Regions from separate parts of the Homo sapiens genome. Here region 2 is linked to region 1. Evidence: chromatin contacts called from ENCODE Hi-C or POLR2A ChIA-PET data. All regions are on one chromosome and are shown on one strand. The core of a region is the stretch at or near the end of the contact, and the rest is flanking DNA. Distances in the headings are between cores, read along the strand shown. Region 1 holds the start of LINC02404 (long intergenic non-protein coding RNA 2404). Region 2 overlaps LOC105369896 (a long non-coding RNA gene).

The links. Hi-C counts contacts between places; a loop is a spot of excess contacts on that map. ChIA-PET counts read pairs that join two places held with the same protein, here RNA polymerase II (POLR2A). Pooled maps may share reads with other maps.
Region 2: a pooled map shows a loop between it and region 1 (2.4-fold over the local background). The contact joins the enhancer-like site here to the promoter of LINC02404 in region 1. A Hi-C loop is called at or near these places in 2 of 168 maps with a recorded cell type or tissue (CD4-positive, alpha-beta memory T cell and naive thymus-derived CD4-positive, alpha-beta T cell) and 6 of 50 pooled maps. POLR2A ChIA-PET finds 5 or more read pairs at or near these places in 2 of 52 experiments (GM10248 and naive thymus-derived CD4-positive, alpha-beta T cell).

Annotation. Positions count from the first base shown.
Region 1 is chr12:91,871,926-91,877,658 of GRCh38, reverse strand. LINC02404 (long intergenic non-protein coding RNA 2404) reads right to left here and starts at 2,356. Exons shown (of 3, transcript XR_945201.2): 1 at 2,255-2,356; 2 at 170-266.
Region 2 is chr12:91,560,438-91,566,170 of GRCh38, reverse strand. The region is part of intron 1 of LOC105369896 (a long non-coding RNA gene); the gene reads left to right. Among named protein-coding and RNA genes, the nearest start is that of LINC02823, 240 kb to the right of the region's middle. Within about 2 kb of position 3,575, at least 2 of the 41 ENCODE cell types and tissues checked have a DNase peak (open chromatin) inside an H3K27ac peak, as active enhancers do.

The sequences.
Region 1 (5,733 bases), core at 1,107-3,606:
ATGTCTAATTGGCTTAAAGTATAAGTGGACTTTAATACCGCAAACACTCTACGTAATTTTCTGCAAGTTTATTTGAATGGTGCAAACTAAATGGATGAGATTTCTTTAAAGAAGGAAGTGTTTAAGTGATGTTGAATTAACACACAAATGATTAAATGTGTCAAATTACCATTTGTCCTTTGGCAAAAGCTTCAGAGCATCACCAGGGAAATAACCCTGGCCCACATTTGGTGGACTTCTGCAGAACTCATACACACATCTCCTTTCTGCTGAAAAATAACAGACGTCTATATGAAAAAAATAAGGCATATCCTCTTTGATAAATCACTTAAAGGGAGAACTGGTGAGAGGGTAAAGCAACAGGATGTGGGTGTCTGACTTACAATGCAAGCTGGTCACATGCTGTACATGTTGACATCAGCTGCGGCAGAGACATTTTCCTTGGGTTTCACACCAAGAGTGGCTGAACCCACTCCTGTGAGTAACACCACACACTGCATCAAGCAAGACTCTGTGTCACAGCATCCCTCATGGCCCTGCTGTCCACAGGGTCTTAGAGGGAAACTGGCATTGTCATCAGCCCTCTCCTGTCTGGGACCTGCCTTTGATCGTTTTCACAGCTGTCACACTCCAGTCTGCTCACAAAGAACAACAGATTGCTGGGAGAGGAATGCTCACCATACAGCTACCTGAAAGATAAGAACTGCCATTGTTTTTCCCCTTCTTTGTTCCAACCTCCCCAATAATGATGGAAAGGTGTTCCTCCCTAAAATACACACTGGAAGTGTCAGAGAGATGCTCCATCCTGTGGACCATCATCTCTTTGTCTCTGAGAAGCCCCCAACAGACCAGATTCTGTTTCTTATGTGACACAGGTCGTATTTTGCCTTGCAGTTATTTTTTCTGTGCAAATCCTATTCCACTTATTTGAGATAGGAAACATGCCCTACTCATCTTCTTATTGTCCATTACAGCTTTCAGAGGCTCTGAAAAATAAATATTTGTTAACTTAAATAAATTCCAGAAGCATTCTAATGAAAAACAGTATGTGTATTAACCCAGTAGCTATTTACTGAGTGGCTACTATGTTGTAAGCATAATTATATCCTAGTTCAAAGTGACTTGAGCATGAATATTATGAGTTTCTGCTTTCAACTCATTTATATGCTATTAAGAGAAATAGAGAGAGGAAGGAAGGGAGAGAAAGAACAGGGTATGGTGGAAATCTAGAGCAGGGAGGAATAAACTTTGCCTGGGGCAATTGGTCAAGTCTTCCAGGAGAGGAAGAGTTGATCTGGGTTCTGAAGGATGGGTAATACTCAACAGGCAGTTAATGGGAGTGTAAATTACTTCAACCATTGAAAAAATTAGCATGGTGATTCCTCAAAGAGCTAAAAACAGAACTACCATTTGACCCAGTAATCCCATTACTGGCTATATATCCAGAGGAATATAAATCATTCTGCCTTGAAGACCCATGCACGTGAATGTTCATTGCAGCACTATTGACAATAGCAAAGGCATGGGATCAGCCTAAATGCCCATCAGTGACAGATTGGATAAAGAAAATGTGATACATATACACCATTGAATACTATGCAGCCATAAAAACGAATGAGATCATGTCTTTTGCAGGAACATGAATGGAGCTGGAGGCCATTATCCTTAGCAAACTAATGCAGGAACAGAAAATCAAATACCATATGTTTCACTTATAAGTAGGAGCTAAATGATGAGAACTCATGGACGTACAAAGAAGGAAACAACAGACACTGAGGCCTACTTGCGGGTTGAGGGTGAGAGGTGGGAGAAGAGCAGAGAAAATAACTATTGCATACTAGGCTTAGTATCTGGGTGAGAAAATAATCTGCAAAACAAACTCCTGTGACACAAGTTTACCTATATAACAAACCTGCACATGTACTCCTGAACCTAAAATAAAAGTTAAAAAATAATCAAATGGCAGAAAAGATAATAAGGACATTACAGGCAAAGTGAGTAGTTCTTGCAGAACAAAATTTATGGAAGGAATGTTTTAATTAGGAAACTAAGAAAAGTTCAGAGTGACTGGAACATTGAGAGAAATAGGGAGAGAAGGGGCATATTCATTTTTGACTGCTGCATAATGAGTGATCACAAACTTGGTAGCTCAAAACAACACTGTATTAGTTAGGGTTTTCTAGAGGGACAGAACTAACGAGAGAGAGAGAGAGAGATAGATAGATAAAGGGGAGTTTATTAAGTATTAACTCACACTATCACAAGGTCCTACAATAGGCATCTGTAAGCTGAGGAGCAAGGAGAGCCAGTCCAAGTCCCAAAACAAGAACCTGGAGTCCAGTGTTTGAGGGCAGGAAGCATCCAGCATGGGAGAAAGATGTAGGCTGGGAGGCTAGGCCAGTCTTTTCACGTTTTTCTGCCTGCTTTATATTCCAGCTGGGCTGGTGGCTGATTAGATGGTGTCCACTCAGATTAAGGGCGGGTCTGCCTTTCTCAGCCCACTGACTCAAATGTTAATCTCCTTTGGCAACACCCTGATAGACACACCCAGGATCAATACTTTGCATCCTTCAGTCCAATCTAGTTGACACTCAGTATTAATCATCACAAACACGTAGGTATTATCTGAAGACTTTTATGGGTCTGGGTATGGGTTAACTGGGTCCTCTGTTCATAGTCTCATTGGGCTGAAATCATGGAGTTGGCTGGGGTTATAATCTCGTTTGAGGCTCAGGGACCTCTTTCAAGCTCACATGGTGATTGGCAGAATTCAGTTATCTGAAGCTGTGCAATTGGGAAAATTATTTCTAACTAGCTGTTAACTGGAGACCCCTCTAAGTCCTAGAAGTCACCCACACAGCCCCTCCATAGGCCCTGTCAGAACATGCCAGTTTGCTTCATTCTGAGGCCAACAGAAGAGCTTCCCTATCCCATTTCCGCTTCCCTTAAAGCACTCATCTGATTAGGTCATGCCCACCCAGGATCATCCCCCCTTTTGATGAACTCAAAGTCACATGATTAGTAGTCAGTGATATCCCACCATATTCACTTACTCTGCCCACATTCAAGGGGAGGACATTATAACAGGTTGGGGACTCCAGGAGTCAGAATCTTAGAGCTCTTTCTATCACAATCGAAGTAGGAAAAAGCTGAAGGAATCCAAAATTTGAACTTTCTGTAGGCCCTGTCACTATCCATCTAGTTTTGAGTCCCTTCATTGATATACACTTTTATCTATAAAACCTTCATAGAGATGGTCTCAGTCTAAATAAATAATATAACTAACAGAATTCTGCACACTGCTTTGCACATATATCTATGGTATGAAGTTTCTTCATACCAAAGCCACTCTGAGGAATTCACACTATTCTTCAGGGTGAAGAATGGAAAGTTTGTTAACATTGTTAAGAAGGGAGGGAACATGATCAGATTTGCTTTTTGCACTGGGCCAGGATGATGAGCAATCTGGCCTCAAACTCACTACTAATTTGTATTTTAATTACCCTAATACAACACATGACTAAGAATTTGATAATACTTAGTTTTTATGATGGAAAATTTTGAACATATCAAAATAAACAGAATGATATATTTCCCCATGTCCTGACCTTGGTTTTGGTAGTTATCAACTATCAATGTCATGTTTGTTTCACCTTTCCTCTTTTCCCATTTTCTCCTATTTTATTAATATTTGTTTCTTTAGTTGTTTTTGAGGCAAGATTTATATATATTCAATTACTGTACAATTTTGACCAATGCATACACTCATGTAACCCACACACCTATCAAGATAAAAAGTATTTTTTATTACTTTTATTACTCAGAAAGTTTTCCCATATCTCTTCCAAGTCAACCCCTCCCACTCTGCTAAGAGGCAGCCACTGTTTTTGTTTTCTGGTTTTTGTTTTTTGCCACTCTTAGAACTTTATATAAATGGAGTCATACAGCATGCATTCTTTTGTGTCTGGCTTTTTTTCACAGCATAATGTCTGGGACAAGCATTTATGCCATTGAGTGTATTCACAGTTTATTCCTTTGTATTGTCAAGTAGTAGTCCATTAAAAGAATATGTCACTGTTTTTCCATTATTTTCATACCTGGGCTGTTTCCAGTTTTGGGCTATTACAAACAAAGCTACTATTTCCATTCTTATAGATGTCTTTCTGTGGACATCTATTTTTATTTTCCTTAAGTAAATATATAGGAGTTTGCTGAATTAAAGGGCATACATACTATATCTAAATTTATTAGGAACTGTAAAAATTTCTTTCAAAGTGTTTGTAACATTTTACACTCCCATCAGCAATGTATGAGAGTTACAGTTGCTCTGCATCCTCACCAACACTTGTTGTTGCTAGTTTTAATTGCAGCCATTCTGATGGGTGTATATTAGTGTCACATTGTGGTTTTAATTTATATTTCCATTATGACTGATGGCATTGAATAATTACATTTAGATGTGGAATAATACTGCTGAAGAGCCTCAGTTTTCGTATTAGACCAACCCTGGTTCAAATCCCTGCTTTGCTTCTTACCCATCAAGATTCTTGACTTCTTTCTAAAATATATATCCATATAGCAGCTACCCAGCTACCCAAATTTTGCACACACACACACACACACACACACACACACACACACGAACAGCAATCCCCAACCTTTCTGGCACCAGGGATTGATTTACCTGGAAGACAATTTTTCCATGGATGGGGCAGAGGGAAGCATGGTTTTGGAATGAAACTGTTCCACCTCCGATCATCAGGCATTAGATTCTCATATTGAGTGCAATATAGATCCCTTGCATGTGCACTTCACAGTAGGATTCATGCTCCTTTGAGAGTCTAATGCCCCTGCTGATCTGACAGGAGGCCAAGCTCATGTGGTAATGTTGACTTGCCAGTCACTCACCTCCTGCTGTGCAGCCGGGTTCCTAACAGTCCATAGACTGGTACAAGTCCATTGTACTAGAATATATAAATACTATATATATTTTAGTGCATATATAAATAGAACATATATTTATAAGTATATATAATTCTTTAAAAAAAAATTTTTTTTTTGAGACAGAGTCTCGCTCTTGCTGCCCAGGCTGGAGTGCAGTGGTGCGATCTCAGCTCACTGCAACCTCTGCCCCCTGGGTTCAAGTTATTCTCCTGCCTCAGCCTCTCTCTGCCAGGCTGGTCTCGAACTCTTGACCTCAAGTGATCTGCCCCCCCCTTGGCCTCCCAAAGTCCTGGGATTACAGGCATGAGCCATCATGCCTGGCTTATATATAATTCTAGTATCTGCTACATGGATTGTGTGGTAAAGGTTAAGCAAGAAAATACGCATAAATTTCTTAGGAAAGTATGTGGCCCAACAAATAGTAGTTTTACTACTCATTGAAGACTTTCATGAATTATACTTATTGACACACAAATAGGCAGGTAGATTACTTATTGTTATTTTCAGATGGAGGGAATTAAAGGGGAGAACCTCTTGTACTCAGAGAGGTCACAATCCTAAGCACTCCTTACTCACCTCAAGATATAGCATAACCAAGCCTGTCTCTACCCTTGATGACTTCTTGCCACAGCAATCTGAATGCCCTTGACTGCTTGGACTTGGCTACTCAGTTCAGCCTGTTTCCCCTACGATGAACTGACATAGATTCCAAGGCTACAGCTTCCTTTGTATCTTTTCCCCAATGTTGCTTCACAGAAACACACACTGCCTATGCCATCCACTTCTGTT
Region 2 (5,733 bases), core at 2,326-4,825, 310 kb after region 1:
AGCAAATGAGACAGTTATTGATGGCAATATGTTATTGAGTGAAGGGGGGCATTTTAGAGGTAAGGTTTTTTTGTTGTGTTTTTTTTCCCAAAAGTAACACATTACCATCTGTTCCCATTTCACACAAATCAGTACTAAGGGAACAAGATAAAAGAGAAAACTGGGTCAACATTTACATTTCAAGTCAGGTTAGATTTTGCTTTGTCAGTTTTCTTAGCCTGGAAATCTAAAGGTTAAAAGATGATTTCAGACACATGATAAGCAAGACAGAAAATGGATTTCTTTGGGTAGCCCCAAGAAACTGTGAGACTAAAATAGAGGCAAGAAAAATTATAGGAAAGAAGTAATGTTTCCTGTGATCTAGGTCTTTCCTTAAATTTATGAGACCAAAAGGGTGAAAAAACTAACTTTAACTTGTCATTGTTAGATCTCTGTGTTCAAACGGCTCTTATTTTTGAACTGTTCTTGGCCCAAACCTGTGCCTCTAGGTTACATAGTAGCCTGTAGGGTTTTCCCTGTGACTGATGGTGTAGAAATATCTAGTACTTAAAAAGAGAAATCTCAAAGCACATAACAATGCTGAAAATAAAATATGCTATCTTTACATTCCTTTCCTGTATCAAAGACTAACGTTTGATAGAAATCATAGAGTGACTGAATCGTGGACTTTGTGGTCAAGAGAGACCAAGGAAACTAGAAAATCGCTTTAATCCTACACGAATATCTTGAAAGATTCTGAACCAGAACAAATTCTTCCTGCTGACTCAGCTCTGTGTGTGGGGGTGTGTGTGGGTGTGACTGTGTGTGTGTGAGTGTTTGGATGCTTTGGGAATGGCATTATGATAGAATTCCTTTTTCTGTTGTTGCTTATTCTTAGTTAGGCCTAATGCATATCTAAGTATTATAAAACATCCCCTTTCTTCATTCTGTAAATTTTATTTTTATATGTTAAAAATTATTTGCTCTGATAATCTTTATGTTTCATTTTATTTTTAGAAATTTCTTCTTCATGGCCTAAACCTATTTAAATGTTTTGCTTAGCACTCTCCTGATGACATTTGGTATAAATTTTGGCAAATCAACAATATAAAATTTATTGTCAGTTTTATATCATCCACTTCCCTGCTAAAATTCTTCTTTGTCTTTTCATTGCCCTTCACGTTAAATATTAATTTGTTACCTTAATATGAAAGCTCTACATTGTCAGCCTCTTAAAATTTTCTCCATCTTAGGATTTTCTTCCTAATTTTAACAAAGCATGTATTCTTCAGTTGTTGGGTATTGTATTCTAAAAATGTCAATTAGGTCGATTGTTTAATAGGGTTGTATCTTTACTGGTATTTTGACCCATTTCTTCTACAAATTACTGACAAAGGGTTATTAAAATCTTCAACTATGACTTTTTTCTGTTTGATTTTCTACCTATTTTAAAGCTTTTTTATTAGGTGCTTGCATAGTTAAGGTTTTTGTAGCTTCTTGAAAAATTTACACTTTTATTATTATGAAATATCTCTTTTTGTCTCTAGTAATAATATTTTTTGGTCATAAAGTCTACTTTGTGTGATGTTAATTTAGCTATATCAGCTTTCTTGTGCTTAGTATTACATCATTTTAACTTCAACCTATTTTTAGCTTACATTTAAAATGTGTTTCTGGAAAGCGACATAAATTGGGTCTGATTCTTTCATCCATTTTGGAATAAAAAATAGAATATTTAATCCAATTACATTTTTAATGTTTAATTTATTTTCACTATTGTATTTTGAAATATTTTTAGATCTACATAAAAGTTAACACTCATACAGAGAGTTCACATATAACCTATACCCTGACACCCTTATGTTAACTTACACAACCATTGTATAATTATCAAAACCAGAAAATTGGTAGAATGCTAAATAAATTTAGTAAACCATAAGCCTTACTTGAATTTCATCAGTTTTCTGCCTAACGTTTCTTTTACCCTTTTAGAATCAAATTTAAGAGCTCATAATGCATTTAATTATTGTGACTCCTTTGTCTCCTTCAATCACTAATAGTTTGTAAATGTTTTGTTATCTTTCATGGCCTTGACACTTTTGATGAGCTCTAATAAGTCATTTTGTTGAATATTTGGATTTGTCTGATGTTTTGTCATGATCATACGGAGATTATGCATTTTTTGGCAAGGATACCACAGAAGTGTTGTCTTTTTGTCAGTACGCTATACCAGGGAGCACAATATTTTGATGTGCCGCATTGCTAGTGTGTTAACCTTGATTATCTGGTATAGGTGGTATCTGCTGAGTTTCACCACTATAAAGTTACTACATTCTCTTTATAATTGATAAATATCTTTGGAAAGCTACTTCGAGGTTATGCCAACATACTGTTTCTCTTCAAAATTTTGCCCTTTGATATTGACATCCATTGGTGGATAGCATATTTTGAACTTGTAAATATTGCATTGACACATGTATTGGGAAAGATGTGGAACTGCTCACTTTGAGTGAGGCCAGGGAAGAAAGACCACTTTAACAGATATGAGGAGCTATGCCACATAAGGCATATAACCTGGCAGTGCCATGGTTAGCGGCATCTGTGGGAAACAAAAATACCAAATGGAGCCCCTGGCAAGCCTAGTAGGAGAATCACAGCACAGACCTCTGAGATTATGGAACTAGGCCTTGCCATCTGCAGAAAAGAACTTATGTATCATTTGAAAAGCAGCTCATGACATGCTACAATGCCATGATAAAAAAAAAAATGTCTGACTATGGAAACTCAAGTAACCTTCATGTACTGACTACTATAAGACCAACCAAGATACAAGGTGAGGTAGGCTAATCAGCAATTTATCATAAGATGGCTATTATACATGAAGGATTGGAATTGAACATGCTAGAGATTACAGTAATCTTCACAAAAAGATGACCCACGTATTTATGCCAACTGTATGACACCACTCTTTCGACTCATTCCTGTGGCTTCATGAGCTATCAGCTGCGAGAGGAAGAAAAGGCCCAAACTGAGCTCATGAAAGGGCCAACTTAAAATATGTTTGTAAGATGGAATTTTGTTTTTCTGCAACAAAGTTCCAGGCAAGGATGGTCCTGGAAGATAGTGATGGAGGAAAATCCTATCAACTGGGAGAGTATTGGAAAGTACATCTGGTCATTCACTTAATGTGGAGAGAGAAGCAGCCTTAAGTAAGGGTATACATAAACTCATGAGCAATAAATAACTTAGCTCCCTGTTGAAGAGCCTATAATGAGTGAAATCAGAAGTTCAAGGAGGGGAAAAATGTGTATGGACTTATGGAAATGAACAGAAAGTATTAGCATCACTATACTACTTCTTAATGCCATTGTAGAAGAGGCACTAAGCAACCAAGTGGAGAGAATGACTTCACTAGCTGATGTCAGCTGGATTCTGTCCTCAGCCATCTTAATGCTAGCAAAATAGGTTCATGAATATTGTTCTCATTATGGTAGAGACAGAGGCTATTCGTTGACTCAACAGCTTGGGCTCCCTCTCACCAGCACTGGCCTAACTATTGCTTCCAGTGCAGGTCTGATCTTCCAGGAACAGAAAGTGAAACTGAACCCCAAATGGGGTAACATGCTTTGAGGAAAGCAGCCAACCATATATTGGCAATTAGATTACATCACATCTCTTGCACACTAAAAATCACAACATTCCTATTTCTGCTATAACAAATTACCACAAATGTAAGGCTTAAAACAGCACAAATTTATTTTCTTAGAATATTGAGGTCAGAAATTGAACATAGATCTCACTGGGCTGAAATAATAAAGAATGAGCTGTGCCCTCTGGAGGCTCTAGGGGAGTTTTCCTTTCCTTGTCTTTTCCAGCTTCTAGAGAATGCCTGCATTCCTTGCCCCATACTTCAAAGTGAACGGTGATCCCATCATCTACTTGCACAGTCACATATTCTTCTCAGACTCTCACTCTTCTGCCTCTCTCTTTCCTCTTTTAAGGATCCTTGTACTACATAAGTGCAAATATTTCTCTGGTATGAAAGTGCTGAGTTAAAAACCATACACCATTTAAGTGTTGCTAAGCTGAAAGATACTCCTACCGACAATTTATGATGTATGTGAGTACTCATTTCCCTGCATCATTGCCAAAATTGGGTTTCATAAATCTTTTAAATTTTATCTTATATTATGGACTAAATATGGTATTTCATTGGAGGAAATTTTCATATGCTATTTTTTTAAACTAGAAATGTCATTCATTGAAACTAAATGAGTGAAGGCAGGACTAATGGCAATTTAAAAATATTTTATTAAACCTTCTGCCTCTCATGTTAGACATAGTTATAGGCGAGATTCTACTATTACATAGAGATCTAGGCCTTCTTCCAAATTATAATGCATAGCATATGCTGAAAAATAGTCATATACTTATATATCATGTTTCAATTTTTATATTGAAAGTTATTGTAAATGGTTTGTGCTAAGATCAAACTATTCAAAATTTCCAAATTTCAAGTTTCCATTCACCTCCCTTCCTGGATTTAACCCCTCACCTCTGCAGCCTTTCCATTATGACATTACTTTTATAAACAATGACATTACTTTTACAAACATTTACCTGCCAAGAGTCATCCTCATTATCTGTATTTTCATTCTCTCTCCCTGCCCTCAAAGAGACCCCAGGGAACAATCTGGCTTTCTTGTAGGACTCTTCACAATTCACATGAATTGTTCTTACCTCTTCCCAAATTCTCCTTCATGCTCACCGTTTTCCTTGTATAATATCCAGTTGCTATAGAGACTAATTGTTGTGTCCCTTGCTTCTAGAGTGCTTTAATTCTATTTTAAATAAGAATTTTCACGTTGTTGATTATTCCAGAAAAAAAAAGAGTTTTCTAAGATCTGAAATAAATATACTGTACTTAGTGAGGCAGCAGCTACAACACAAACCAAAAATATTTTTGAAGAAGAAAAAAATGTACAGATGGACAATGAGTGGTGATTCTGATGCTTAAAATGTTTACTAAAAATGATGATTGTCATACTGAGAGAGATGAATTGATTTTTACTTTTTATTCTTCTGTTTTAGACCTTCATGCTTTCTATATGAATGGTTACTTAAGGATTTAGGGAGTCCCAAATTCAGTTAATTTCCATTCTGCCACTTACTACTCTAGGCAAATTGCCAAATGTTTTTGATTTTTAGTTTTTCACCTTTTACATAGAATTATAATAATTTTATAGTTTAAGGGAGGAAAGCTTGGAGCAGTCTCTGGCACTGAACAATACAGATGCTCCACAACTTATGATGGGTGACCTCCCAATAAACCCCTTGTGAGTATGATATTGACTATGGGTTTGTCATAAATAGCTCTTATTATTTTGAGATACGTTCCATCAATACGTAGTTTATTAAGCGGTTTTAGCATGAAGGGTTGTTGAATTTTATCAAAGGCCTTTTCTGCATCTATTGAGATAATCATGTGGTTCTTGTCATTGCTTCTGTTTATTTGATGGATTACATTTATTTCTTTCTGTATGTCGAACCAGTCTTGCATTCCAGAGATGAAGCCAACTTGATCATGGTGGATAAGCTTTTTGATGTGCTGCTGGATTTGGTTTGCCATTCTTTTATTGAGGATTTTCGCATCAATGTTCATCAGGGATATTGGCCTGCAATTTTCTTTTTTTGTTGTGTCTCTGCCAGGTTTTGCTATCAGGATGATGCTGGCCTCATTAAATGAGTTAGGGA